Regions from separate parts of the Homo sapiens genome. Here regions 1 and 3 are each linked to region 2. Evidence: chromatin loops called from intact Hi-C (ENCODE). Cell type or tissue: PC-9. All regions are shown on one strand. Each heading gives the region's core, and the rest is flanking DNA. Links, peaks and the distances in the headings are about the cores only.

What was found. A loop is a pair of places that touch in the nucleus more often than their neighbours do. Peaks named below come from ENCODE experiments on the same cell type or tissue, not always from the same donor. Only the 100,000 strongest peaks of a DNase experiment are listed, where the experiment ranks them.
Region 1: a loop joins it to region 2, with 4 times the contacts of the local background. A loop is called at or near these places in 28 of 110 quality-filtered maps.
Region 3: a loop joins it to region 2, with 8 times the contacts of the local background. A loop is called at or near these places in 12 of 110 quality-filtered maps.

What each region holds. Positions count from the first base shown.
Region 1 is chr2:9,640,830-9,650,899 of GRCh38, reverse strand. LOC105373418 (a long non-coding RNA gene) reads right to left here. Exons shown (of 4, transcript NR_187866.1): 2 at 9,443-9,536; 3 at 1,897-2,048. Among named protein-coding and RNA genes, the nearest start is that of YWHAQ, 15 kb to the right of the region's middle. RefSeq lists enhancers at 7-588, 1,320-1,829, 9,078-9,127. In PC-9, for the core only: no CTCF peak of the experiment used is centred there; a DNase peak (open chromatin) is centred at 6,079; H3K27ac peaks cover 1,121 bases.
Region 2 is chr2:9,698,035-9,708,104 of GRCh38, reverse strand. All of the region lies in intron 3 of LOC105373418 (a long non-coding RNA gene), which reads right to left. Among named protein-coding and RNA genes, the nearest start is that of YWHAQ, 72 kb to the right of the region's middle. In PC-9, for the core only: a CTCF peak has its summit at 4,386; DNase peaks (open chromatin) are centred at 4,214, 4,764 and 8,454; H3K27ac peaks cover 2,515 bases.
Region 3 is chr2:9,748,878-9,758,947 of GRCh38, reverse strand. LOC124905969 (a long non-coding RNA gene) reads right to left here and starts at 6,116. Exons shown (of 3, transcript XR_007086205.1): 1 at 5,980-6,116; 2 at 4,685-5,147; 3 at 4,095-4,557. It overlaps LOC100996549 (a long non-coding RNA gene), which reads left to right. Exons shown (of 3, transcript XR_241267.4): 3 at 1-358. RefSeq lists enhancers at 1,188-1,710, 1,711-2,233, 4,261-4,410, 4,308-5,094, 5,095-5,881 and 2 more. In PC-9, for the core only: no CTCF peak of the experiment used is centred there; DNase peaks (open chromatin) are centred at 4,647, 5,167, 5,597 and 6,177; H3K4me3 peaks cover 2,640 bases; H3K27ac peaks cover 3,412 bases.

The DNA of each region.
Region 1 (10,070 bases), core at 1,368-9,367, 58 kb after region 2:
TTCCATCCTGTCGATCTTGTTTATCTGGAATGCATTATGGATGCTGCTATGAGCATTTGTGTGCAAGTTTTTGTGTGTACATATGTTTTCATTTCTCTTGGAAATATATGCAGCGGTGGAATGGCAGGGTCATGTGGTAACTCTGTTTAGCCTTTTGAGGAACTGCTAGACAATTTTCCAGCCACTGTTAAGTGTCTGCCCCAGTTAACATTCTCACCAGCAGCACACAAGGGCTCCAGTGCCTCCACATCCTCATCAACACATTATGATCTGTCTTTTTGATATGTAGCTGTCTTTTGATGCATCCTAGTGGGTGTGAAGTGGTGTCTCATTGTAGGTTTCATTTGCATTTCCCTGAGAGCTAATGGCAAACATAGTTTTGCCTTGTTACTTCATCTGCAGCAGTGTCAGTAAAAGACAGTGTGTTAGGTTTGGAGGGAACTTGGATGTCACTGCTCCAACTTTGTCATTTTCTAGATGGGAAAACGAAGGCTCAGAGCAGACCAGGGGCTTGCCCACATTCACGCAATCAGTCAGGGGAAACCCTGGGGGTAGGGCTCAGGTTTTCTGACCCTTAGACTGTGACTTCTTTCTCTGTCATCTGGATCAGAGGACAGGTGCTATGCCCCTCCAGTGCTGTCCCCACCCTTCTTCACCCTGCACTACGCCCAGAGAGGCTGGGGCATACCAGCTACATCAATGCATCCCTTGCCCTCTAGTTTCTTTCTTTCTTTCTTTCTTTTTTTTTTTTTTGAGATGGAGTCTCACTCTCTCTCCTGGGCTGGAGTGCAGTGGTGTGATCTCAACTCACTGCAACCTCCATCTCCCAGGTTCAAGTGATTCACCTGCCTCAGCTTCCCGAGTAATTGGGACTACAGGTGCGCACCACCATGCCCAGTTACTTTTTGTATTTTTAGTAGAGATGGGGTTTCACCATGTTGGCCAGGCTGGTCTCGAACTCCTGACCTCAGATGATCCACCCACCTGGGCCTCCCAAAGTGCTGGGATTACAGGTGTGAGCCACCGTGCCTGGCCCTGGTTTCTTTCTTTTTTTTTTTTTTCTTTTTCTTTTCCTTTTTTTTGAGGCGGAGTCTCGCTCTGTTGCCCAGGCTGGAGTGCAGTGGCACCATCTCAGCTCACTGCAACCTCCACCTGCCAAGCTCAGCACCAGCACACCCTGCTAATTTTTGTATTTTTTGTAGAGACAGAGTTTCACCATGTTGCCCAGGCTGGACTTGAACTCTTGGCCTCCCAAAGCGCTGGGATTACAGGAATGAACCACGGCACCCGGCCGCCCTCTAGTTTCTTATGGGGTTCAGCCAGTGGAAGGCACCAGCTAGAGACTGGCATGCAGGAAGTGCTGAGGCTGTGTGACCTGGTTCCCTTGAGGGTGGACCAAAGAGTGAAGACAGGCTGGGAGGGAGACTTGGTCAGGTGAGCAGCCAGCCAGCAGGAGCCTCTTTCAGAGGAAGATGTGGGTTTATTTATCTCTCTTGCTCTCTCTTATGCAGAAAGCTCTTCACTGCTGCTCAGCCCTGGAGAGGGGGAGGAGGGGCAAAGCTCCCCCGAACCCCACACCCCCTCGCAAGTGATTGCTAATATTTATCATGTGTTTGCCAAGTGCCAGGACAATAGCAAACACCTCAAAGGCATTAGCTCATTTTATATTTGCAGGAACCCTAGGAGGCAAGTCCAGTTTCCAGATGAGGACGTTCAGGTGTGGAAGGAGTAGCTGTCAAGGTCACGCAGCAATGCAGGTGCAGTCGGTGGCAGGACCAGACATAGAAACTCCTGTTTTGGCACAATCCAGACTCCATTCTTCACCCCGCCCCCAACCCTGCATTCTGCTGCAGCGCCAGGCTGTGCCACCGAGAGGTCACCATCTGTAGCACCCACCTGGCTGCCTCGAGGTCTAGAGTCCTGGGACTGTGACGGGACCAGGTACCAGCTGGGAGGCAGGCCATCCATAAAGGCCTAATGGGAGCTGAGCAGGCCTCACTGGGCATGGAAAACAGCCCTCCCTACTGCGTCACGGGTCACTGTTGCACCTGGGGAGGGAGGAAATCCAGGTGTGTTATACTCGCGGCACATCTCAATGCAGACTCATCACGTTTCAAGCGTTCAATAGCCACGTGTGCTTAGTGGCTACCATGTTAGTGCATTTTGAAATGAAATTTCATAATAAATTTTTAATAATAAAGGCTCAGGAAAAGCAGGTAACCTTCCCAAGGTCACATAACTGGAAATGGCAGCATTGAGGTGTGAACCTTGCCTGTCTGACACCAGACCTGGGCATTGCCCACTACCCCACACAACGAGGGGCCTCAGGGTGCAGATCTGGGTGTGGTTTGGAACATCGCATCCTGCACTGCCTGGCCAGAGGGGCTGCCTGCTGACTTCCAGCTCAGCCTCCCGGTTATGAAGATAGCACTCAGCGGGTACGGGGTGGGGTAGGGAGGCAGAAAGATGCAGTCTGTATGTCCTGCAGGGAGGACTTGCACCCAAAAAGCCAAGGGATCCCTAGCGGTTGAGGCTGTAACCCAGAGACAATCAGTCATTTTCTGCCACTCATTCCTGTCTCAGCAAAGCCCACCTGGTTGCAGGGCCCAGCCCTCCCCGGGAAAGCCAGGAGCATGCTGTTTCCAAACTCCCAATATTTGCCGTCCTTGCAAACCAATAAGGCCGCAGCTCGCAAAGAATGCTGATGGAATCAGTGGCATCTGAAGGTGACTTTGAAAAAGAACAGGAGTACTGCTGAAACAGCTCACTCAATGACAGGGACATCAATGAGAGAACTAGAGAGGGATCAATACCCTGAAGGTGAACCGTTTGCAAACTGGAACCACTATTGAGCAACTGACAAGCCAGCCTCAGAAGTGGGCAACCACAGGAACATAAAGGGAGGTGCTTACAAGCCCCCAAACCCATCTTTTTTTTCAAGCAGAGAATTCTGCTTATGCACGTGTGATGGAAGTCTCTTTACCAAATCATGAGTCTCTTTGATTTTCAGAGCTTCAAAAGAGATCCTGGATTCCTTTGACCTGAGTATCATTTCACATACCACTTCAGGTCTCAATAAATAAGAAATGGTTTCAGTTCTGAAGGGCCTGCTTTACCACATAGTGCAAGGGTCTGGAACCAGAGCCAGGACTGGGAAATTGAGAGATCTGGATTCAAGTCTTGGTTCTGCCATTAACCAACTGGGAGCTCTCAGATACCACATTTACCTAGTCTGAGCTGCAGTTTCCCCTTCTATAAAGTGGGTCCAGATGACATGTGGTGTCCAAGGTGTGCCCATTCCTTGGTGACAAGGGGGAATAAGGATTGCTGGGAGAATTCGAAGAAAAATATCTCGCATATAGAAGGAGCTTAATAAGTGATTGTAAATTGAATGAAGGTAACAGGTAAATTCTAGATCCCTCTGGGCTCCATTTACCATTTTTTGTGTTGTCACTCCCACCCACCTCCTCTGCCCCATCTCTCACTTTCCCTCCCTGGTACTTGAAGCTCCCAGCATTATCTCCCTGTTTGTATCTTCCTGCGCATGCTGCTTTTCATGTCTTTGCATATGCCGTTTCTCCTGCCTCAAATTCCCTTCCATCCTGCACTGGCTTGCCTAACCCTTATTCATTCTTTAAAACCCAAGGTAGGTGTCATTTACTCCTGACCTCCCTTCCTGCACATTATGAGTGAGTTTCCATTCCCAAACAGCATTGATCTCTTCTTCTCTGGGGCTGCCTCAGCACTGTGGAGACTTTTTTCCCTTTGTGTACAGAATTGTACTGTAATTGATTTTTATCCCCACTGAACTGGGACTCCCCAAGGGCAGGGACTCCTTGTTCCTCATTGTGGCCCCAGCCTGGGACCATGCTCAGGAAGATGGGTATGGTTCTAACATGCCTCACAGCACCTTATTCCTCTGAGAAGGCCCGAGGATGTGCCGGACATCCTATCTGGGGGGGCTTTGGTCCCCTGAAGAATCCAGGCTGTCCTATATCCGGGAGATCCCTTCCCCAAACACTCCCCAGAGATACGTTCTCCCTGCAACTAAACACGAGGCTGGCTCTACGGGGGCTGGGCGCTGGCGAGAGCCTGGTGAGGAGCCCTCTTTACAGCCAGGACACACCAAGCCCTCCCTTCCTCTTCTTCCTCCATTGCTGCCATTATCCATTAAAGCAGCACTGCCCCAGAGGACCAGGAGAGCCGGAGGAGTAGACAGATTATAGGGAGTTCTCCTCCACCCATTCCCTCTCCTCCCCTCTAGCTCTCTTTCTCCTTTAAAAAAAACATTTGTGGGCAGCTTACCATGGGATCCACATTACTTATCACAGCTGCTTGGGATACAGAAACCAACATCACAGCCCCTGCCTTGGGAGAGCTCATGGGCTAGTGGGAGGAAGCACAGAAGGAAACGCATGGTTGCAAGGGACGGCAGGAAATGCAATGCTGAGGTCCACCAGGTGCCAGCATGCAATGAGAGAGCAAGGGGCAGGGCGAGGGCAGACACTGTGCAGATGGTGCCCTGTCCCGGCCCTCGCTGAACAGGGGAGGGAGCTTGAAGAACAGCCTGCACCCTTGGTGGGCTGCCTCTGCCGCGCCTCTTCTCTGGGTGTCTCCTGAACCTTGCAAAAGCACAGTGGTGGGCAGTGGTGGCCCTAGGGTCAGGGCTGTTTGGAAAAGAGTCGGAGAAAATTTAGAAGAGGAGAACCTTGGTTTTTTTTGTTGTTTTTTTTTGAGATGGAGTCTCGCTCTGTCGCCCAGGCTGGAGTGCAGTGGCGCCATCTCAGCTCACTGCAAGCTCCGCCTCCCAGGTTCACGCCGTTCTCCTGCCTCAGCCTCCCAAGTAGCTGGGACTACAGGCGCCCACCACCATGCCTGGCTAATTTTTTGTAATTTTAGTAGAGACGGGGTTTCACTGTGTTAGCCAGGATGATCTCGATCTCCTGACCTCATGATCCACCCGCCTCGGCCTCCCAAAGTGCTGGGATTACAGGCATGAGCCACCGCGCCCGGCCGAGAACCTTGGTCTTAAAGGATGAGTGGACCCTTGTCAGTAACAAAGAGTGGGACATTCCAGGTAGAGGGAAGAGCATGATGCAGGGAGGGAGGAGGGCGGAAGAGGGGCTGGTGAACAGGGGGACTGCCAGAGAAAGTGGAGCGGCGGGCAAGGACCAGGACTGGGGGCCTGATGCCACGCCCAGGGGTTTAATTATCCTGGGCAGGTGAAAAGCCATGGAAGGGGTGCATATGCGGGAGTGACATCATCTGCCTCTCCTTCCACTTATGTCTCCCAGAACCTCTAGGCTCTCTGTAGGTAGAGCCACAAACACTACTCACGTGCCATGTGTTGAGTTTCTCAGCCTCCTCAGGATTAGCCCGAGCAGCACTTCACTCTCCTGAAGCAGCCACGTCCTCGCACAGCTTTTCTCGCTGGGAACCCATCAATGCAGCTCTGCAGTGCACTGAGTCTGAACCCCACTGCCAGGAGTGACAGTCAAAATACCTCACCTCCCACCCAACGTGGCAGAGTCCCAGCAGCAGCAGAGCTGGAGGCCCCCACCCACCACCCCCAGGGCTGGGCCAGGCATTGACCCTTTCATTGCTAGATCAGGGTGTGGAGAGTTTATAGGGTTCCAGGAAAGAATGGGAGCGACAGGAGGGCATGCACGATGCTTGAGGACAGCAGCTCTTTACTCATGGGAGCACCTATTTCAGTATGTTCACAACCCACACACCTGTCCAGGGCACACACCGTCCACATCGGCCCTTAGGTAAAGACCTGGAAGAGATGCTTCCTGAAGTTCCTTCCAGCAATGACAGGGAGGCCCCTAATCCAAGTGACGGAGGGCTCAAAGTGAGACTAAACAAGACTTTGAACTGGAAGGCACTTTTGTTGGTCAGTTACTGTAGCGCAGTTACTTCTACGCTAACCAAGAGAATGACTCTGTACTTGAAACTCTGGCCAGCGATGAACTCACTTTCGAAGAACTCTGGAGTACACAGTGGTTTTCCTGCCTATGCTTTTTCACAAAAGCTGTCAGGAGCCTAGAATTCCGCACCAGGAAATACAGACAAATATTTGCTATCATCAGAAACCTGTAAAACCGGTCACCAAGTGAAGAGCATGTGTGAACAGGGTCTCTGATGAGACATTGGTCCCTGCAAGGCCTGCTGGATACTCACTTTTCAATCATCATCAGTTGGCCACACTGGAATCCAGGCAGCCACGCACATACAGCATGCACTGATGGCAGGCAGCCCCAAGCGGTGTCTCACTTACTTGAAACGAGGAATTAGGCCTGGCAGGTGACTAAGTTGGAATTTCTGAGGTTAATGATCTAGATTAAATAATTTGTGCTACAAAAGATGCTTGAAATTAATATTTGTTGAATATCTACTATGCATTCAACACTCTGTTAGGTGCTGGGAGAAACACAGTCTCTGCCTTCAAGTTGGGGAACTACCATGGCACATGGTGAACAATAAATTGCTTTTCAACAACACTGAAAAATGTAAAGGACCCTAAAAATATACGGTGATATAAAATCTCAAGCCTCACAACCAAAGTAACTTCCAAATAGATGTTTATCTTCATGAGCAATTTCTAAACGCACCTTGAAGCTTTTTCCATCAACAAATATTTGACTCTCCTACCAATCAGTCAATTGGGTACGTGCCCAGCCCTGTGGATTGTTGCCTACAAAGCCAATGATTTTAAACTACACACTGCGAAGAAGAAACACACATGGGTTCTCTCTTGGGTAGGGAGAGCCTAGCCCTGTGGGAACAGTCCGGGCTAGAGCCGTTTCCTCTTGTGTGGGTTTCCAAGATGCCTCCAATCCACGCACCTTCACTCTAGCACCTGTGTCTCTTCTCAATCAACAGACTTCACGTTGGCCCACTCTGTGTTTCAAATACAGATGTCAGCCCTGCACCTAATCACAGCCCAGCAGCCCCCTCAGAACTCAGTGGTGTCCCTCAGCCTGGCCTCCCACAGGGAAAGTCCCATTATCTGAGGCTCTAGACAAGATTCTGTACCCAGAACACAGCTTTCAAGAGGGCACCCAAAGGGGAGCTCCGCGTGGCAAGGAAGGCTCTGAGGCTCAGAGAGGGGGGCAGAGGAGCTTCAGGGATGGGTCTATGGCCTGAGAGAGGAGAGAGGAGAGGGTCTCACCCCTTCTCTACCTCCGGTGCGCCCAGATTCAGAGGAGATTTGGGCAATCACGGGGGTAGAAAAGGAAACCGCACAGCTGCTAAGGAAGACTAGGCAGGGTGATCTGGGACCAGAGTAAGTTGGGAGAAGTGAGAAAGGAAGAGAATGAGGCTGGCGGAAATGTCACGCTCCAGAAAAGCTGAGGCTGAGTCTACAGGGACAGGGGAGGCCCCGCAGGGAGGGTGGGACACTCTCTTCAGAACAACCAGGAATGGACAGTTCCATCTCCCTCTCAAGAACAACTGCACGCCGGGCACAGTGGCTCACGCCTGCAATCCCAGCACTTTGGGAGGCCGAGGCGGGCGGATCACGAGGTCAGGAGATCGAGACCATCCTGGCTAACATGGTGAAACCTCGTCTCTACTGAAAATACAAAAAAATTAGCCGGGCGCAGTGGCTCACTCCTGCAATCCCAGCACTTTGGGAGGCAGAAGCGGGCGGATCACGAGGTCAGGAGATTGAGACCATCCTGGCTAACACAGTGAAACGCCGTCTCTACTAAAAATATGAAAAATTAGTCGGGCATGGTGGCAGTTGCCTGTAATCCCAGCTACTCAGGAGCCTGAGGAAAGAGAATGGCATGAACCCGGGAGGCGGAGCTTGCAGTGAGCGGAGATCGCACCACTGCACTCCAGCCTGGGGGACAGAGTGAGACTCCATCTCAAAAAAAAAAAAAAAAAAAAAAAAAAGAACAACTGCAAAGCGCAGGGCGTCAGGGCTGAATGAGTCTTTGGAGATAATGATGATGATCAGTGTTATCATAACAGACAGCAGCAACCACTATGAACTGAGCACTCACTGTGGGTCACACGCTGCACAGGGCTTTACACAAAGCATCTCATTTAATCCTCACAGCAACCGCTGTGCTAAAGAGGAAACAGAGATGCAAAGAAGTTAAGCCGCTCTCCCAGGGTCACCGAGTTCGTGGCTGACTGGACTGGAACCCAGGTCTTCTGATCACTTCAGATCCTGTGTTTAGTCAGCTGTCTTTTGAATGCAAGCTTCAGATAATTTTTCTTAGCACAGGATCTGTTCTGAATTGTCATTGCTCATTTTATGACCATAAACTACTTTTGTAAATGATTTCTCTTTTATAAAATGGATTAGAGCATGCAATGGTCAAATTTGCCCTAAAGTCCTCTCACACATCTTACGGGAATGATATGGGAGGATGTCCTTCACCATCTAAATAGGCTGTAATTTTGAAATATTTATGAATTGATAGGATCAGAGGATTATGTAAAACTCCTGTACGATCATAATCGCCTCTCTGTCTCACACAAGAATGGGTGTGGGGGTTAACATTGTGAAAATAAAATAGAAAAAGACGGCTCAGGCTGAGTGCAGTGGCTCACGTCTGTAATCCCAGCATTTTGGGAGGCCAAGGCGGGCAGATCACTTGAGGCCAGGAGTTCAAAACCAGTCTGGCCAAGATGTCGAAATCCTGTCTCTACTAAAAATACAAAAATTAGCTGGGCATGGTGGCACGTGCCTGTAGTCCCAGCTACTCAGGAGGCTGAGGCAGGAGAATTGCTTGAACCCAGGAGGCGGAGGTGGCAGTGAGCCCAGATCACGCCACTGCACTCCAGCCTGGGCAACAGAGTGAGACTCTGTCTCAAAAACATAAAAAAAAATAAAAATAAAAAGATGCCTTGGAGTGACCTTGGATGCCTCTTGACTTCCGCATCTAATCAATATCTCTGCAATCTCTCTCACCACCCTCCTGCACACCCCCCCACCCCACTGCCACTGTCATCATCACCTCTGAAGTTCTCTGCAGCCGCCTCCTACCCCAAATCCTCCAACCTATCCTTTACAATGTAGCTAGGGGGACTTTTCTTAAAAATCCCATCAGGTGCCCCTCGGGCTTAAAAGCATTGATGATAGAGACAGAAAGTAGGATGGTGGCAGTTGCCAGGAACTAGGGGGAGGGTAGCATCGGAGGTTAGTGTTAAATGGGTGCAGTTTCAGTTTTACAAGATGAAAGAGTTCTGGAGATGGATGGTGGTGCTGGCTGCACAGCATTTTGAATGCATTTAGTGCCACTGGACTGTACACTTAAAAAGGGTTTACATGGTAAATTTTATGTTATGTATGTTATCACAATAAAAAATCAATTTAAAAAGTATCTGATAATTTCTAATGGTCTCAGGATACAATGTCTTTTCCTCAGGGAGATACTCAAGGGTCCGAAGAATGTGGTTTCAGGCCAGGCGCAGTGACTCATACCTGTAATCCCAGCACTTTTGGAGGCTGAGGAAGGAGAATCGCTTGAGGCCAGGAGCTTGAGACCAGCCTGGGCAACATAGCAAGACCTCTGTCTCTACAAAAATAAGAAAATAAAACAAAATGTAAAACTCAATGGGTTAAAAAAAAACTCAGAAGGTTTTAAAGATTGGGGTAAAAGGAATGTGGTCCCAATCTTTTGTTTTGTTTTGTTTGAGACGGAGTCTCGCTCTTCGCCCAGGTTGGAGTGCAGTGGCGTGATCTCAGCTCACTGCAACCTCCGCCTCCCAAGTTCAAGTGATTCTCCTGCCTCAGCCTTCCAAGTAGCTGGGATTACAGGCACCCACGACCACGCCCGGCTAATTCTTGTATTTTTAGTAGAGATGGGGGTTTCACCATCTTGGCCAGGCTGGTCTCGAACTCCTGACGTCGTGATCCACCCACCTCGGCCTCCCAAAGTGCTGGGATTACAAGCGTGAGCCACCGTGCCCAGCCGTGTGGTCCCAATCTTCAGCAACAACCTCACCTCCCACCTCCTTGCCTGCTGCCCACATGCACACCATATCCCAACAAATCTGTTCCAAAATCGCCACGCCTTCTCATGACTCCTTGCCCTGTACATGCTGTTCCT
Region 2 (10,070 bases), core at 1,023-9,022:
TAGTCTGGAAGGCAGAGGGGAGGGCAGAGTTAGGAGGTGGTGATCCCAGGGAGGAAGCTAGAGGGAGCAGCATGGAGGTGGAGATGAGGTTGAATCCTAGACACATGCTGAAGGTACAGCCAACAGGGTTACACATCTGTCTTCGAGCTCCCCAGGCCTGCAGACAAAGGCTCGTTCCTGCCACAGAAGGCAGCACTGACGGGGGTGGGGGCACTGCCACGTCCTGAGCCTGCAGCCTCCCCATCATGACACCCCATCATGACAGCCCTCCGGGTGGCCAGAGTGACCCCTTTCATTTGGACTTTGATTTATTGCCCCCTGGAGATAACATCTTCTGCTTAAAAAGGAGATTAATTGGAAATGCTCGTGTTTAGAGTACAAATCTTTTTTTTTTTTTGAGACAGAATCTTGCTCCGTTGCCCAGGCTGGAGTGCAGTGGTGTGATCTCAGCTCACTGCAACCTCCGCCTCCCGGGTTCAAGCAATTCTCCTGTCTCAGCCTCCCAAGTAACTGGGACTACAGGCGCCTGCCACCACACCTGGCTAATTTTGTATTTTAGTAGAGACGGGGGTTTCACCTTGTTGGTCAGGCTGGTCTTGAACTCCTGACCTCAGGAGATCCACCCGCCTCGGCCTCCGAAAGTGCTGGGATTACAGGCATGAGCCACTGTGCCTGGCCGAGTGCAAATCATTTTATTTAAAGACATTCCAGATGAAAGCCAGTGCAGACAACAGTGGTGTTCTTGCCTCAGCTGAGCAGCCTCTGTTCTTTGCAAACAGAGCTGGTTCGGATTTCTCTGGATGTGTTTGGTTTTGCCCGTGCTGACACTTCACCCCTGTGAATCCTGCAGGGCTGCTCCTGAGCCAGCCACCTCCATTTACACAACAGTTCCATGGAAAACCTGAGAGGCGACTGCAAATACACACGCACACACACACACACAAGGTGCAGAATGTTTTCCCTGACTGATCATTAGCTTATTTCTGTGCGTGTGTACACTGTGTTAGAAAAAGCATTTGACTTGATATAACAGCATCTGCTTTTGAATTTTGTCTTTACCATGACCTTTAATGTCTCTGGCGAGACATTAAATTCTCAGAGCCTCAGTTTTTGCAGTTGTCTAGTGGGGCTAGGTGGGCTGCTGTATGCATTAAACTGGAAGAGATCATGCTTGTGAGGCCTGGCCCAGATGGCAGTGAGTGAATGCCTGGTATGTTTATCCTCCTTTGGGAAATTGATCAGCTATTCTTCTTTTGGTTTGGGAATACATTTTGGAAAATGTTGGCCTAAATGTAAAAGTCATTCCTCCATCATGCATGCATTCAGGACAGGAAGCACTGATCCATCACCTACTGAGTGATTGGTCACAACCTTGGAAGGTCATGACCAACATGACCTTTCCATGTTGAGGAAACAAGAAAGGCACTGTCTTACCTTTTGGGGCTTCAAGGTGTAGTGGGGGCAGAAGACGAATGACCAGCCTTTGCCCAGCCCCCTCAGTTAGCCTCACACTGCTCCAGTGCAACAGTCCTGAAATGCAAAGCTCACCCACCAGCTTGGCTTACACTCTGCATGGCTCCCTAGGACCTCACAGTCAAGCCTTTGCTGACCTCAAGCCGTCGGGGCTCTGGCCCCCACTGGCCCTCCAGACCCAAATCCTCCTTGCCCTTCACCCTCCTGCAGAACCTCGCCTCTAGAACACACCCTCTGTGTCCTTGCGTGTAAATCCCCTTGAACTGCCTGTGGGCCTCTGACCACCCAGCTTGGATTCCTCCTCCCTTCCTGCACAATCTCACCCTTTCCTACGTGTCCCTTAGACCCATCACAGGCCCTGATGTTTGTTAGGGACATGTCTCTTGCTGGGGACCCCTTGAGGGCAGGGCCTATGTTTTATTCATTTTGATTCCCCAGGGCAAAGCCCAGGGCCTGGCACAGGTGCTCAATCAATTCATTTGAATTGTACATTTGCTTTAAGAAACCGCCTTCTTACTTTATTTTATTTTGTTTTATTTATTTTTCTGAGACAGAGTCTCACTCTGTCGGCCAGGCTGGAGTGCAGTGGTGCAATCTTGGCTCACTGCAAACTCCACCTCCCAGGTTCAAGTGATTCTCCTGCCTCAGCCTCCTGAGTAACTGGGATTACAGGTGCCCACCACCACACCCAGCTAATTTTTGTATTTTTAGTAGAGACGAGGTCTCGATCTCTAGACCTTGTGATCTGCCCACCTCGGCCTCCCGAATTGCTGGGATTACAGGCGTGAGCCACCGCACCCGGCCAATATAAATTTTTTTTAAAGCGATTCTTACCTGGGGATAGTACTGCCCTTACCTTAGGAGGCATTTGGAGCTATGTGAGGGCATTTAATTTTTTAGTTTTGGTGTCATAGTGACCGGGGGTGTTACTGATATTTAGTACCCATGCTAAATATTTCGAAATGGGTAAGATGCACAATTTTAAAATTATCCCACTCAAAATGCCAAATAGCACCTGTATTAGTCTGTTCTCACACTGCTAATAAAGACATACCCGAGACTGGGTAATTTATTAAGGAAAGAGATTTAATGGACTCACAGTTCCACATGGCTGGGGAGGCCTCACACTCATGGCAGAAGGCAAAGGAGAAGCAAAGGCATGCTTTACATTGCGGCAGGCAAGACGCATGTGCAGAGGAACTGCTCTTTATAAAACCACCAGATCTTGTGAGATCTATTCACTATCACGAGAACAGCACAGGAAAGACTCGCCCCCCTGATTCAATCACTTTCCATTGGGTATTTCCCACGACATATGGGAATTATGTGAGCTACAATTCCAGATGAGATTTGGGTGGGGACACAGCTAAACCATATCAGCACCCCACCGAGTTAGCCTGTTGGCCTGACCATCATCCCCGTTTGACATCTGGTGAAGCTGAGGCTGGTGAACTCATTCGGCTAAAAAGTGGAGGAAGTAAACTGTTGCTCTCTGCATCCCATGGCTATGGGGTGTCCTCATGGAAAGAGGCTCTAGATGTAAGGACGTGGAAAAAGCGGTTTTCTCCCTTGCTTTATCCCTACCTGCTGCCCCCATCAGAAGAGCCAGGCTCTGTCCTATGCCACAGAAGGTTGCATTACAGCCTCGCTCCTCCCTGACCTTTGTTTCCTTAACAGCCTGAATGAGCTGGGGAGCCCATGTGCTATGTCTTCTGGAGCGGAGGGGAGGGGGCTTCAGGCGCCTAGGGAGCAGGTGAAGAGCCAATCAGGCCATATGACTGGCAGGTCCTCAACCTGCCTGATGACAATGATGCTGAGGAGGGGAGGCTGGGCTCAGGGTCCAGGGTCTCTGGTCATCAATCACCCCCAGGCCCCAGGCTACAGGCTCAGAAGCAGCAAGTTCTCCTCAGGGCCTGAGGTTGGAGCTGGGGCAGTGGGTGTCTTAGCAGGAACCAGCTTGGATTTTGCACATTACAGGGGGTATAGGGAAGGGAAGAACCAAGGAATAACTGATACTACAAGTCCCCCAAATGGCAGGATGTAGGGGGCAGGAATTTGATTTTTTTTTTTTTTTTTTTTGGTTTTTGAGACGGAGTCTCGCTCTGTTGCCCAGGCTGGAGTGCATTGGTGTGATCTCGGCTCACTGCAAGCTCCGCCTCCCGGGTTCACGCCATTCTCCTGCCTCAGCCTCCTGAGTAGCTGGGACTCCAGGCGCCCACCACTACGCCTGGCTTTTTTTTGTATTTTTAGTAGAGACAGGGTTTCACAGTGTTAGCCAGGACAGTCTCGATCTCCTGACCTCGTGATCCACCTGCCTTGGCCTCCCAAAGTGCTGGGATTACAGGCGTGAACCCCTGCACCCAGCCGGGAATGGGATTTAATTTGATTTAGGAATATACATAGCCATGTACCCTAGAGAGTCACACATGAGCCTGCTACTGGACAGACAGGGAGCACGGGCAGGGAGTAGGGGGCCTTGCCCAGGCCACAGCCAGAGAAAGCTGGGGTCTCATCTCCCTCCCCACTTTCCAGCCACCATCCCCCACAACAGCAAGGCAGGCCCACATTTCTGAGGTCTGATTTTGTCGAAGCCTCAGATATTCTCTAGAAATGTCAACAAATGCCCCTGGAAAACCACCCTCCCTCTCCTGTCTCCAGGAACCCAGGGCTTACCAAGAGGAAGTTACATGCGCTCACTCATTGACCTCACCTACTCCAGCAGGGGGTGGAGATTAAGACCAGAGAAGTTCCTCAGCTTGCCCAAGCCTCCAAAGGTCAAAGGCTAGCAGTGAGTCAGACTCAGATCCAGGCTTCTGGGCTCCCAGGTCTGGCCCCTCTGCTGCCCCAGCCTCCACTGCTGGGCAGCTGAGGTCTCCCAGAGTCCAGGGTGAGCAGAGCCAAGTGGGAGGGTTTCAAGCTCTCTAGCTGTCAATTGCCATTTGTACTTCCCCACCTGATCACCGCACTCTAGATAGGTAAACTGCATCCCTGCATCCCTAGAGGGTGACAGTAACTGCCAAAATAGGGAGCAGTGGGGTGGCGGGGGATGCTCAGGGACCATGACACATGGGTGGTGACCATCAACCACCAAATATCCCCTGGAACAAGTTGTAAGAACTCAGTGCCAAGAGACATCAGTGGGTGGCACTGAGGAACCAGAGGTGATGAGCTCACCCCAGGCAGTACCTCCCACCCAGATGAGCAAAGCCACACTGTAAAAGTGGCGAGTGCATCCGAGGGTTTCTCAAGCTGACTAGGACACAAGGGAAACCAGCCAAAACCCCCAAGCCGGGCGTGGTAGGTGTTGGCAGCCCGGAGGTGGGGAGTGGTGGTGGCAGGATGCCTCGTTTCCCAGGCAACACAGTGGAAACTGTCCCACAAACACCAACCAGGGGGGTGGGGGGGCACAGAAGGGTGGGCAGGGCTGACATCTGAGACGGGAATCTGCTTAGCTACTGCCAGAGGCCTGCCTCCTCTGAGTGCCTGGGGCCCTGGCCCCACCTCCGGGGATGCTCTCTGTTGGCTGGGTTCTGCACGTATTTATTCTTTCACTCAGTAAATGTTTACTGAGCCCCAGTGTAGACTGTAGTGGGAGAGCATGGGCTCTAAAGTCAGAAAGACTGGGGTCTGGATCTCAGCTGTGATGCTTCCAGTTATGTGCCCTTGCAGGCTACATCGCCGCTCTGAGCCTCAATGTTCTCATCTGAAGAATGGGAATTATTCTACCACATTCAAAGGTTGCCATAAGTATGAAATAGGAGAGTAGATGGCAGATAGTCAGTATTCAGTGGATGCAGCTATTATTGCCTGGCTCCATGCCAGACACAAGTTAGGTCAACTGGGGTGGGTGACTAGGGGAAGGCAGACATGGAAATGTATTAGATGCACTCCTGCCCTTGGGAAGCTCTCCTAGCCTATCGGGTGGAGGAGCCTGACTAGAGTCCTAAATTAGGTGAGTAGAACATCTGGAGAGCCATGGTAGAGATGAGCAAAGTGCTGGGGAGCACCTAGGAGAACCCCAACTGGGGGGTTGGGAAAGGTGTTGAAAAAGCATTTCGGTTAAACTTCATCAGACAAGAAATGAGTAGGAAAGGCATTCCAGGCAGAGAGAACAATGTGTACAAAGGCAGGAAGGCAAAACCTCAGCATGGGTTGGAAGGACAGCAAGTAGATCAACTGAGATAAAGCCTAGGGTAAATGATTTTGATAGTGCCACAGGGACTTGGGGAAAGACAGGAGAGAGAAGATGGCCAAAAATAGGCAGGGATTAGATGATAAAGGACCATTTGACTGAACACTTTGATAACTTTTTAACAGAGGAGTTACACAGGATTGAATTTAGAAAGACCACTCTCTTAAACCAGAAGTGTATTGATCGTGCATATATAGACCTACAGAGCAGTAAAACAGAATCGAGTTCAGGAAAATACGCATGCATATATAGGAACTGGATTTATGACAGAATGGCGTCATACATCAGAGAGGAAAGGACATACTATTCAATAAATGGTATTGAAGCAATTAGTTATCTATATGAAATAATGTATAATTATATCCCTCCCTCACACCATATCCAAAAATAAATTCAAGACCTAAATGTGACAAAAATACTGTAAAATAATTAGAAGAAAATTTAAATCAAGCATAGACTTGTAGTTTCACTACAAGGCTTTTTCTCTGACCTGAGCTGTCTTCTATTTTGGGGGAATCACTACATCCATTGAAGACAATATTTATGACATTGGCATAGACAAAATATACTTAAATCAGACACCAGAAGCAAAAATTATAGGCTAAAAAAATTATCAAATTTGACCACATCAGAATTTAAAACTTCATATAAATAGCTAATTGCTTCAATACCATTTATCAAATAGTATGTCCTTTCCTCTCTGATGTATGATGCCATTCTATCGTAAACTCAGTTCCCATATATGCACAGGTCTTTTCTCTGTTTTATTGCTCTGTGGATCTATATATGCTCTATCAATACACTTCTGGTTTAAGAGAGAGGTCTTTCAAAATTCAACCCTGTGTAACTCCCCTGTTCAAAAGTCACCGATAAAAGACACCATAGACAAAATTAAAACATAAGTATTGATTGGAGGAAAATATATGCAAAACATGATAGACAAAGGATTGGTATCAAGGATGTTTAAAGAACTCCCATAAAATAACAAGGAACAGACAAATGGGCAAAATATATGACTAGGTAATTTACAGTAGAAGAAACCCAAATGGGTTTACTCAACAGAATTAGGAATCAGAAACAGGCAAATTACAACAAGATACCACGGTCACCCATCAGATTAGCAAAACAAAGTCTAACAACATCAAGTGTTGGAAAGGTTGAGGGAAATGGGTCTTCCCATATACAATGGATGGGAGTGTAAATTGACACCATCATTTTGGAGGGCAATTCAGCAGTATCTAGGGAAACTGCAAGTGTAACCCAGCAAGGCTCCTTCTAGGTGTTTAGATAAATGCTTGTACCTGAGTACACAAGGCAACAGGTATGAGGGGGTGATCACAGTGTTGTCTGTAATAGGGAAGAACTGGAAACCATGTACATAACCATCAATAGGAGAAGGCATAAATAAATTGTGAAATGGTCCTGCAGAGGGATTCCAGACAGTAGTTCGGGGGATAGACTAGGGTTATGCGAGCACAAATAAGAGTAGATCTCAAGATGTAACAAAGAATGGATGCGCATGAAACACACTAATCTCACAGCACCAGTCTGTCACATAGGTAGTAATGAAGAGAAAGGAATAAACTGGAAATGGAAGCTGGGAGTTGACAAACAGAGGAGGTGATGTGAACTAGCACAGTGGAATCAGTTCCCTCAGTGGAAACTAGAGTCTCAGGATTCCAGACTGGGAAGGAGCCTCTGAGGGTCCATGATCCAAAACTCTCCTTTTCCAGACTCCCTATTTCCCACTCATCCTCATAGATGCCCAGGCTTTTTCTCTGACCTGAGCTGTCTTCTATTTTGGGGGAATCACTACACATATTGAAGACAAGAGGACTGACCCTCGAAGAAACCAAGATGGCAGCAAAGGTAGTTCCCAGTCTAGGCAGCGAGTTGTAGTAATCAAGGACATATTGAGGCCCTACCATTAGCCCAGCATTGAGATTTTAGATTGAGTTATAAAGATGGGCAAGGTAGATAAGATGTAAAACAGAACAGAGATTGCCAAGCATGAGGAAGCACAAGGGAAGTGCAAGTTTCAGCAGGTCTGGAGAGGAACCCAGGAATCTGTGTTTTTAAAACACACTTAAAGTTATTCTGTTCTAAGTAGTCCACAAACCTTATTTTAGAAAAAATGTCATAGCATACTGGCGCTGAGAGGAACTTAGAGAATGTCCAATCCGATGTCCTAATTACAAGTGAGAAAACGGAGAACTAGAGAACTGACTTGTCAAAGAAAGCTAAAAAGCTACCTTAGTGGAATACGAAGAGGAACACTGATATTAAACCCTATCCTACCTCAAGTATAGACCCAGAAGGCACTTCACCTACATTGTCTCAATTCTCCCAACAATTGAGGCTCAGAAAAGTTAAGTAAGTTGTCCAAGATCTCTTAGCCAGACAGCAGTGGGGCCAAACTCATACCTAGCTTCATCAGACTCCAAAGGCTAAAAAGTCTTTCCAAAGGAAGCACAAAGGCAAGAAATTGACTTATTTTCATAAGGTTTCACCAAAAGAGAAGTGCTAGAGTTTCCATTTCCTCTCCTAGTCTTTTTACTTTTTCATGTTGGAGGGGTGGGTAGAAGAAGGTTTGGAGTTGTTCTCACTCTTCGGTGAACCTTTCCAATCGCCCGTGTTCCAGCAGGGTTCAGCCCAACCTCAGGCCAAAGCCCACAGAACCATCTGGAAAAGTGCAGGTCTGGAAACCTCCTCAGTCAGCCTTTTTTAAAAAAACTTAAGACCTGATGAGTCACTGTGGAACCAGTCACAGATAGGCATGTGCCTTCTTCAGATGCCTTGGTCCGTGGCTGTAGGGAACGTTCTCTGCAGAAGTGTAGATCAGAAGTCCCCCCAGGTGGGCCCATGATGATGCATACAGCTCGAGAACACACGGTTCTGCCCCGGGCCACTCAGTGTGTCACTCGGGATGCTGAACAATGTGAGATCCTGGCTCCAAGGTAGTTATGTTCCCCAAACATACTGTTCGTTATCTCCTCACTTCTGTGCACACCTTTGAACACCTTCTGCTGCAGATGTCCTTTCTCCTCCAGTTGGTGAACGCCTGCCCCTCCCCTATGGTCCATATAGAATAGCTCCTTGTATAGTCACGTGACCATACTGACGTATGCTTGGGGCAACTGGTGAAAATAAGCTTTAGCTAAATAACTTTGATGAAGATCTAGACAAACAGAGCAGGACAGACAGAACCGGGTCAGTCCAAGGATAGGACTCCTGGATGAGTAAACCATTACTCTATCAACCCTCTTCAGGGACATCGCAAAAAGAACAGTGTCTTGCACTGACTAAGCAGCCTGGGACAAGTCTCTTTCCCTCTCTGAACCCCCGAATCCCCTCTTTAAAATGGGGACACTGGGGCCGGGCGCAGTGGCTCATGCCTGTTGTAATCCCAGCACTTTGGGAGGCCAAGGTGGGTGGATCACCTGAGGTCAGGAGTTCGAGACCGGCCTGGCCAACATGGTGAAACCCCTTCTCTACTAAAAATACAGAAATTAGCTAGGCGTGGTGGCGGGTGATACCAGCTACTTGGGAGGCTGAGACAGTAGAATCGCTTGAACCTGGGAGGCAGAGGTTGCGATGAGCCAAGATTGTGCCACTGCACTCCAGCCTGGGCAACAAGAGTGAAATTCCATCCCAATAAATAAATAAATAAATAAATAAATAAATAAATAAAAATTGGGATACTGGATGTTTCTTACAGGTCCCCCAGCTCTGACAACTTTATGGCTTCATGACTCTGGGTCCCCTTTCTCTTCTCCTGAGGGTCATCTGGTGCCCTGGAGAGTGTATGTCCCCACCTGTTGATGCCGGCACTGGCCTCTGCCCTCACTGGCCTCAGCCTAAGGTGGGGCTCACTCTGCTTGGTTTTCTAGTTTCTCCTCTTGGTGTCCCCTCCCTCGGTCTTCTGGAACACTCAGCTGTGGAACGCTCGGCAAGCAGGGATCTCTCAGGCCCTTATCTTGCTGTTCCTACCATGCCACCCTGTCTCCCTGCCATCCTGCTCCATGACAGCACAGAGGCCCTGCACAGCCCTCTCCTCCCAGAGTCCCAGACAGCGTGCAGAGCACCTGCTCAACCTACCTGGGGTCTGTGCTGCTCCCACCCTCACCCTCGCCAGCCTTCTGACCCTTCTCTCAGGGACTCACAATAGCAACCCACTTACTTCCTTTTCAGACTCTCTCTAAACTCTTTCCCCCAGCCTGAAAAGGCGCTCACCATCTCTCTGTGATGGAAAAACCACTGGGTGGTTCGTGGCGTGAACTCTGTGCTCTGAGGCCTTTGGACTTTGTTCATAATATTGAAACCAGGCTGCTGGGGAAGGTGGCAGACAGAACATCTCATTTCACTCCCTCCCAAAAGTCCACCAGAATGATAGTAAACAGATTCA
Region 3 (10,070 bases), core at 1,306-9,305, 51 kb before region 2:
GTTATGAGACCACAGGAAAAAGCACTTGGACCACGTAACATTGCTCCAAGAGTATAACTGTCTCCAACCCTGGCTGCTGGAACAAGTGTTGCAACCTGAAACCGGTTTGATCTAATAGCTACAGAAACAACCTGCGGAAATCTAAGACTAGTTTCACCCACTCACCAATCAGAGCTTGCCGGATCCCCAAAACGTTGCTAGTGCTAATGAACTTGCTTTCCTAACAATCCATAACATTTCTCATTTTTATGAAACCTACAACCTTCTCTTTGCTCTTTGGACATACTGAAGACCACCCAGTCTGTGTGTATGCCCCAAACTGAAATTCTTGCTCCCCAAATAAAACATTTTAAACTTAGAGATTTGTCTGTATATTTTATTTGACTTTGACAGCACCAGGGGCTCCGGCACAAATCTCCTCCTTCAAGCCCTTTTCTACACAGTCCCGTGGGTCTACCCTGAAAGAAGCCTGATGACGGCTCAAAGACACAATGTTACTGGGAGGTAAATTCAGGATTACTTGACCGAATGGCCCACCCGAGGTCACGGAGGCTGCTGGAGGAACAGAAAATGGTCTTCACCAAGTGAAGCATTGTCGGTCTTGGCCTGTGTCTGGCTGGAGAATGTTAAAATTCTGGGGACACAACAGAAAAGGCACAGTTGTGGGGACCAGGCCAATGTCAGCGTGAGAACTGGCTCCATCCCCCTCCCATGAACCAGCTCTGCGGCCAAGGCAGGTCTGCATTTCCTGGTCTGTGACACGGAGTCAGTAACATTGCCTACTTCCCGGGGCTATTTCCAGAGAAGTGAGGGAATGGGTGTGGAACGCCTGCCATCTGCGGAGCCCCGCATGAAACGTCTCTGTCTTTCCAGCCAGCCCTGAGCCAGGGAAGGGACTGGAAGCACAGCGGGTGGCTGAGGCGGGCTTTCGGCAGCTTACCCCCAGCCTTGCCCCTCCCCGCCTGCTGAAACACAATCTATGGTTGTCGCCTTCCTGGAGATGTTAGCCGCCCCCTCCAGAGGTGGTTCCAAATCTATTTCTCATTTGGCTGATTTAGGAGAGGCTGCGAATCGGTCGCTATGGTTTCTTTATTTTCTCCTGACAGCTTAGGAATCATTTTTCCAATTATTCCCAGGGGAGGAAAAAGAAGTGGAGGAAGCCAGTGTTTGGAATGAGGGGAAGCTCACGGATCTGAAATGCAACCTCTTCTGCAGGAGACCCGGCACAGCTACCGGGACCCATCACCTCCCTGTAGGAACCCCGCCCAGCCCCCTCCAGCCAGCCCTGCGTGGTTGTGGCCCCACTGCAGAAACGCCTCCGCTTAACACTCCAGCCTCTCTTCTATTCGGTCAGGCCACAGCTGCTGACTTTGTGCCTGCTGTAGCAACCCCGAGCCCCCAAATAAACCCTCCCTCCCAGGGTGGCCTCTCTACGGGGGGAGACAGACGGTGACCAAAAGCTATCAGTTAAATGCACAAACAGGACTTAGAGGGTGGAAAGTGACAAGAAGAGAAATATGGCAGGAAAAAGGGGTGGGGGTGAAATTTTACACAGAGCCATGGGGAAGGCTGCTGAGGAGGACCTGCAGGAGTGGGGGGCTCCCAGACAGGAACTGTGGCCCACTGCACGGATATGGGCAAGTTTGGAAGGGAATGAGCCACTCCAAGCCTCAGCCTTGGCCAGCCATTCTCAGGTCCAGGCAGGAAAGATGCCAGCAGTCCCACATCAGCTGAGGTGTTCAAACACAGTGGTGTCCCCTAAGCAGGGAGACTGCAGAGGGGATTCAAGCCCTGGGCAGGGGGCTAAAGTAGGCCAATCCTGGTTCTGCAACTGTCCCTGGCCCAGCAGCTTGTTGGCTGTGTAGCGTCTCAGGCACTCCCTAAAGGTCAAGGAGTCTTGGCCGAGACTTCGGCTCACCCCAGCCCAGCTTCTGCTCCTGGCCGGGAATGGTGTTTCCTAACCACACGTCCATGGAGCAGGAAGGTACGCCTCCACCCGCTCCCATTCCTTCTCCACAGCTTGCCACAGGGCAGTGCTGGGTTTAGTTCCTCTCCTTATTTAGAGCTGGGGCGTATCAGGTGTGCAGCTGGACAGGTACCAGCCAAGGCAGAGAATGCAAGTCAGCCACGGGTGGCATGTCGGGAAGCACCAGAAGGTGCCAACTTTGGCATCCAGGGCCTTCCTGGACCTGCTGAAATTTGGTCTAAATGTGCTCTTGTACCCGTGTGGAAGGGCTCAGTGCAGCCTGGGTCTGGGATTTCAGGGAGCAGAGTATGATTCTGGATGGGTGATTTAGCCGCAAGTGAGAGTTTTTACTGAGCCCAGCAATGGGCAGAGCATGGTTCTGGGGGTGGCTGGCTTGGGGGCGACACAGACAGGTAAACCAGTTGTCCGTGTGAGTGGAGGGGGCAGAAGTTGATAAGAGCAGGGAGTGACGGGCAGGGGGGTCTGGGAGCTCATTTCTCATAATTAGGTGTTTTCATGGTAGCTTTGTGCTGCCGCCGACAGAACCCCTTGTTGGGATGAACTTGTAGTGGGATGATATTTTAATCTCCCATATTCTGTTAGTTTGCCAGAGCTGCCCTAACAAAGTACCACAAACTAGGTGGCTTGAAACAATAGAAATTCACTGCCTTGCAGTTCTGCAAGCCAAAAGTCTCTGATCAAGGTGTGAGCAGGGATGGTTCCTGCTGGGGCTGTGACGGAGACTCTATTCCAGGCCTCCCCAGCTCTGGGTGGTTTTCTGGCCACCTTTGGCATTCCTGGGCTTCTAGACACGTCACCTCAATCTCTGCCTTCGTGTCCACGTGGCGGTCTCCCTGTGTGTGTGTCTGTGTCAAAATTTCCCCTTTTTATAAGGATACATTCATATTGGATCAGGGCCCACCCTACTCCAGTATGACATCATCTTAACTTATCACATCGGCAATGACCTAGTTCCAAATAAGGGTCCTTCGGAGGCACCGGGGGTTAGGACTTTGTATTCGTTTGCGGGACTGCTATAACAAAGTACTGCAGACCCAGGGGCTTAAACAATAGAAATGCATTTCTGCCAGTTCTGGAAGCTGGAAGTCCACGACCAAGGGGTCCGCAGGGCTGGTTTCTTCCGAGGCTTCTCTCCTTGGCTTGCAGAGGAACGTCTCCTCCCCGTGTCTTCACCTGGCCTTTCCTCCGGGCATGGCTATGTCCATATCTTCCCTTCTCGTAAGGACTCCAGGCAGATGGGATTACAGCCCACCCACATGACCTCATTTTAACTTAATTACACTACTTCTTTAAAGGCCCTTTCTCCAAATGCAGTCACATCCTGAGGTACAGGGGTTAGGGCTTCAACATATGGATTTTGGAGAAACACAATTCAGGTCATAAGACTTCAACATATCTTTTTGGGGGAAACAGTTCAACTCATAACACACACTGTGAAGCAGTTTTATCTCTTGCTGCAAACATTTCCTCAGCTCCCATTCTGTGCTGGGCCCCGTGCTAGAAGCCGGGGGAGCCGTAGCATCACCCTTCCAGGAGCCCCGTCTGCAATGGGTGACAGACCAGTCGTGACTGTAGCTCGTGTGACAGCTGCCAAACTAGAGGCTCAAGGGTGAGGGGCTGGGAGAGCTGAGAGGAGCCACACTCGCTCTGTGGGGAAGTGAGGCAGGAAAAGGTAACTGGACAAGGCTGACTGGGAGGTGGCCAGACCAGCAGGAGGGTGGGGGTGTTTCAGGCAGGGGGGCCACACTTGCAGACGCTCAGAAGCACCAGGGAGCCTGGCACATTCCGGAAACTGCAGCTGCTTCCTCCGAACCTTCTGGGCATCTGCGAGGCCCTCCTGACCTGGATCCCTAGCACCCCGACCCAGTTCTGTGAAGCGTGTCTCTGGGCGCTCCTGAAGGCAGGACTGAGAGCTCCTGTCCCTCCCCTTGCTCCGTTTCCATGTTCTGGGAGGAAAGAATGAATGGAAGTTGCGAGAAACTGGGCTCACATGTTCAGCAGTCGGCATTGACTGAACAGTCCTGTGCCAGGTGCCTCACTTGCCTTGCATTTTTTTTTTCAGTGTAAATCCACCCTTTATTGCCTCCAAAAAGATATTTTCTACAGCTTTACCCAGGTATAACTGACATTTAATGAAGCAGTACAATTTGATGAGTTTGACATGTCTACACCTGTGAAACCGCCCCCTGAAGCCATGTGCCCCTCTGTCGCCCGTCCCTCCTGCCCCTGCCCACCCTCTCTCTCCAGACAGACTCTGATCTGCCTCTGTCACTGTGATGAGTGTGCATTTTCTAGAAACATCTGAATGGAATCATTCTTCACACACTCTTCTCCCATCTAGTATAAGGAGGTGACGTGGAACTTTCTGAGAAATGGTCAAACTGTTTTCCAAGGGGGCTATGCTGTTTTCCGTTCCCGCCAGAGAGGAGTGGGGAGGTCAGGGGGGCAGCTGCCGTTCCGGCCAGCACTGATTGTCTGTCACTGTCGCCGTGGGCGTGTGGTGGCATCTCACTGTGGCTTTCATTTGCATTTCCTGGTGGCGAATGACTCCGAGGTTTGGTTCTCACGGCCTGCCCGTGAGGTAGGAGGTGTTGGCCCAGTTTCCCAGGGAGGAGGCTCAGGAGCAGAGCCATGGGGTAACCTGCCCGAGGCCACCCCGCCCCGAATGGGAGAACCGAAGCTGTCCCTGTTGCTCACCTTCTTCTTTCCTGAGCTGGTAGATCTCTTGTGACCCCATTAACTCTGAGCCCCACCGGGTGTCCGGTCAGGGCAAGGGACAAGCTGAGGGAGGAAGAAGGAGCCGCCAGCTTCCCCGCCCCAGGCTCTCTGTCTTCAAAAGCAGCAAACACGCCCGGCCCTCAGCATGGAGCCTGGCCAGGGGCCCCTTCTTTTCTATCAGCCTCAAGTCACTAGACGCCCATAGCGCGCTCCTCTTCTCTTCTATCAGCAGGAGCAGAGTCCCCCAGCGAAGTCTCCCCGCTCCCCACAGAGCCCCTCCAGCCCGGCTCCCTCATCCCTGGAGAGGATCCCAATCTCCTCAGAACTCACCCTCCCACGGCTGCCTCTGCTGTGGGGACTCCCGAGGCTGTGGACAAGTGGCTGGAGGCACCCCCCGTCGGAGGGGCGGGTGGCAGGAGCGCCTCTGGGGCGGGGCAGCCACCTGGGGAAGAAAAGGGGGGGCCACGGGGCCCTTGGGTGCCCGGCCCGCCCCATACACAAGGCCAGCTTCCCTCTTAGCACACAGGGCTGTGTCCCTGACACAGATTAACCAGACCCCAGAGCGGGGGAGTTGATGGCTCTGAGATAAGCTTGTGCCCCCCACCCCAAGTCATGGTGTCAAATCTAACTTAAGGGGTTTCTCAGCCAAAATGCCGTTTGCCACCAGGACTGTCCCAACAAAGGACTTTCCCTCTCCCCTTGGCTACTCTTTCTCTTGGTCTTGGTCCTTATCGCGATCCTCAGCAGCACAGGCAGGCTGTGTGTGTGTGTGTGTGTGTGTGTGTCTGCACTTGCACACGTGGTGTGCCAGCAGCTGCGGAGTCATTTGGGCCTGAGTTCTACGACTGAATCCTGTTCCCCTGCGAGGCTTTGTCCCGTTAATGAACTCTCTGTGATTCATTTCACTTCTCTGCATAATGGGCATGACACAGCCTGGAAGTTGGGCGTGATAAGTCAGTTAAAGGGGAAGTGTCATGTCCAGAGCCTCTGCCTGAGCCTGCACCAAGCAGGCACCTCCACAGGTTTTCTCCCCACTTGTGCCCCTTACTTTTGCCCTGGCCTGCGTCCTGAGCCAAGGGACGGAAGGGAAGGTCTGTGGGTCGGTTCCAGGCGGGGGTAGAGCCCTGAGCTGATGAGGGTTCTGAGCCTGGGGTCCACCCTGACAGTGGAGAACCTGCAATGCTGGGCCAGGAGCCTGAACTTCAGGCTGCCAAAAGTAGAGTAACTCAGCAGGGGCGAGTTCCCAGGGCCCGTGTCCCCTTCCTTCTCCTCACCTCCAATAGCAAAGGGAGGGGTCAGCGGCTGCCCGCCTGTGATAAATCCGAGAAGGAGCCCGGCCAGCCCAGATGTAGAAAACGGCCGACTTGCTCTCGGAGTTTTGTAGCTGCTTTGACTAAAAGCAGCATCACCCCCACCACACCCCAGTGCAGAGAAGTGAACCAGCGCTGAGTCACAAAGCACAGCCCCAAACCTGCCCTGGGCCACAGCCCGCCCACCGCACCCCCAGCTTCCTGAGGTTGGGTCATGGGAGCAGAGACCTGAGAGATGAGGAGGTGCATTGAGGTCTGGGAGGAGCATGCTAAGCCCATGGGATGGCAAGAGCAAAGTCCCCCAGCAAAGGACAAGAGAGCGGCCAGGGCAGCCGTGCCCGAGACTGAGCCTGGAGGGTGATGGGCAGCAGGGACTGTCCGGAGCCTTGTTGGCCAAGGATGAGTTCAGTTCTCATCTGAAAGCCACCAGAAGGTTTTAGGCTGGGGAAGGGCAGGATCTCATGCTTTAGAAAGGCACTGCTGGCTGGGCGCCGTGGCTCATGCCTGTAATCTCAGCACTTTGGGAGGCCAAGGCGGGCGGATCACGAGGTCAGGAGTTCGAGACCAGCCTGACCAACATGATGAAATCCCATCTCCACTAAAAATACAAAAAAAATTAGCTGGGCATGGTGGCACGCGCCTGTAATCCCAGCTACTCAAGAGGCTGAGGCAGGAGAATCGCTCGAACACAGGAGGCGGAGGTTGCAGTGAACCAAGATCACACCACTGCACTCCAGCCTGGGTGACAGAGCAAGATTCCGTCTCAGAAAAAAAAAAAGGAAAGAAAGAAAGGAAGGAAGGAAGGCACTGCTGGCTGCGTGGTGGAAACCAGTCTGCTGGAGGGCAAGAGTGGAAGAGGCCATTGCAGTCACTCAGGCCAGCGGAGACGTGGGTCTGGCCGGGCCACGGCAGTGGAGGCGGGAGGAGCGTAGGGTGCAGGGTGCATATTCTGGCTGCAGAGCGGGGTTTCTTGGGGCGCTGCTACCGACATTTTGGACTGGAAGACACTTCACTGTGGGGTCTGGCCTGTGCACTGTAGGGTATTTAGAAGCATCCCTGGCCCCAATCCACTAGAAACCCATAGCCCTACCCACCCCCAATTATGACAATAAAACATGTCTCCAGACATTGCCAAATGTGCCCTGGGGGCCACGGTCCCTCTGGGCTGAGAACCACTGCTGCAGAGCCTGCAGAACTCAGGGCTAGATTGTGCATGGATTTGGAGCGAAAGAGAGAAAACAAGCACCACCAGGGGTTTCTCATCTCAGCAATTAAGTGGGGCAGTTACTGAGTTCAGGAAGCCTTGGAGCCAACGGCCGCTGTCAGGTTGAACACTGGAAAACAACATTGGAAACTACAGTCTGGAGCTCAGGGAGTATCTGGGTTGAAGGGAGAGACGGGAATGTTGCTGGGGTGCAGCTCTCCAGGGACAGAGTGTGGACGGAGAAGAGCCAAAGAGACAGCTCCAATGTCACAGCCTCAGAAAGAGCGGACACCAGGCCAGTGGGCCTCACAGGAGCCAGGGGAGACACTTGCAGGAGCAGGAGCAGGAGCGGTCTGCTGGGTCAGATGCGGGGATGTCTGAGTAGCATGCGGACAGTGAGCTGGGTGAGGAAGGAGGGAAAAGCTAAGCCCCTTCCCAGCTGCAGGCTTCCTACCTGCAGCAAGCTCAAGACAGCAGAGGCAAGAAGACTTCATTTTCACTCAAATTCAGGACGGGACATTTAACCTTCCTGCAGTGAGACAGTTTTTATTAACTAAGAGCAACCAGAAACGTAATAGGATTGCCTGAGTTTGCAGCAGTGGCCGAGAAGAGGTGATTCCCCTGACTAAATCAGGACAGAGGAAGGAGTTGCTTTGTGATTTGATCCTGAAAGTGCTGCTAATTCAACGCATTGGCCACATTTGGTCTGTAGGCACAAGGCCAGGGTTGAGAGAGCTGCTGATGGGGGACCTGTGATGGCCTGGAGCCCAGCCCAGCCTGTCAGCTGTAGGTGGGACTTCCCAGACCCGTCCAACCCAAAGCTCCACCACAGAGAGGAGACAGCCATGAACTTGAGTACAGGTAAAACAAAGCAGAATTAGTGAGTGCTACCATCAACCTACATGCTGAACACTGGGGAGAATAGAGGAGGAAGCCACGAGTCTGACAGGGGTGAGGAAGGGTGGAAACCAAGGAGGGCTGCTCTGAGGAGGTGACACTTAAACTGGGCCTTGAAGGGAGAATTTCAACAAGCAGAGAAAGGAAATCATTTTTTGTGAGTTTTTAGGGTACTCCCTCCAGTAACTCCCCTCTCCCCCAACTCAAATGGACTATTGTGATATGGCCAGAACAAAGCTAGGCACTTTCTTATCTAGATTTTTCCATTTCACATGCAAAAGAGAAAAAAAAAATCACCTCTGATTTTTCTCCTTGGGATGTTTCATTCTAAAAAACTAATTCATTCAACATTTATTTATTAAGCACCAACTACATACCAGGCACGATTAGCATTCTGTGTTTTAACTCACTTATCCTCCGTAGTCCATGGAGGTGCGTACCAGTATTATCCCCATTTTACAGATGAAGCAACTGATGGACAGAGAGATTAAGTAACTTGCCCAAAGTCTCACAGCAAGTACCTGCAGAGCTGGGATTTGGGCCCAACTCTAATAGTTGGGGTCCAGAGTCTGAGAGCTGCACCATTACTGTCCGTGGCCCTTTCTTTCATGGAAAACTCAGGGCGATTGGCCATTTGCAAAGGAGGAAGAAAATGCACCTGCCGCTTCTTTGATCATCTTCCATGAACAGGTGCAATACTTCCCCGGGTCTGAGGCCAGTTCCTCAGTTCATTCATCCCACCTGTTCCATGAACAGGTGCAATACTTCCCCAGTTCATTCCATGCCACCACAACTGGCTTCATGGCTCTAGTTTGTGGTCAAAGCATCTGCTCCCACCACTTCTGGGGCTAAACTGGGAAAAGCGAAAGCCAATGTAGCAGGCCTGGGGCAAGGGCTGATCTCTCCTGGAAACCAGGAGACAGCTTGGAGAGCTTGGGCTCCAGACAGGTATCTATCACAGGCCAGTTGGGCTTCCCTTGCAGAACCTATGGGAACCTGCAGGATGAATTAGCTAAAACTCCCCGTGGCCACTCCAATGCTAAAAGCCATATAGCTGGTCCTCTCAGCCTCCCGTGACTTCTCTCTTGTCCACATGCCCCGCTGGGTCCTCCCAGCCACCCGTGCCCTGCCATGCAATCAGGCGTCCAGCTCCTGCTGACCTTCCTGTCTCCCCTCCATCACCTTATTTCAGGTCCTCAGCATTTCTCACCCAAGCAGTTGCAATAACTTCCTAACCAGTTTCCCAGTCTCCAGGCCTGCCACCCCCTAACTCCCAATTCATTTCTTAAAGTGAAGCTTTATTGTACAGCTTCCCCTCTGAAGAAACTTTGGTGGCTCCCCAATATCCTACTGAAATAAGTATAAACTGCTCAACTTGGCAATCAAGCTCGCGTTCATCCATCCCAGGCCACCAGCCCCCTCTCTTACTGATCCCCTCCACCTCCTCTGATCTGTCCTTACCCATCCCCTTGCTGCCCCTACCCCCCACGATCAGCCCCACAGCTTTCTCTCCACCTCTCCATGTCTGAATCTGTTATGATCCAGCTCAAGAAAGACTTCTTGGACCATCCTAGATGAAAGCAATCACTTGCTTTGAATTTCTGAGGCTCCTTTCATCAGGTATATATTGCCTTGTTTGATTCTCCAGACACCCATGAGTTGCCTAATGCCACCCTGGTGTTCTTCTCCCTGCCCTACATAGGCTGGGCACAGAGGCAGTGAGAACAGCATGACACAGGCTTTGGGACCACCAAGCTCTAGCTCTGTCATTTGCAAACAGCTTTACCTGGAGTAAGTCTTGAAATACCTCCTGTAACATTTCCTCTTCTGTTAAGTAGGAATAGAAAACTACTTCCCACGCTCTACGAGAATTAAATGGGGGCAATGCATGTAAATGCTCAACAAATGACTAGGACGAGAAGGGAAGGCCCAAGGCAGATAACCTCCCCTCTGT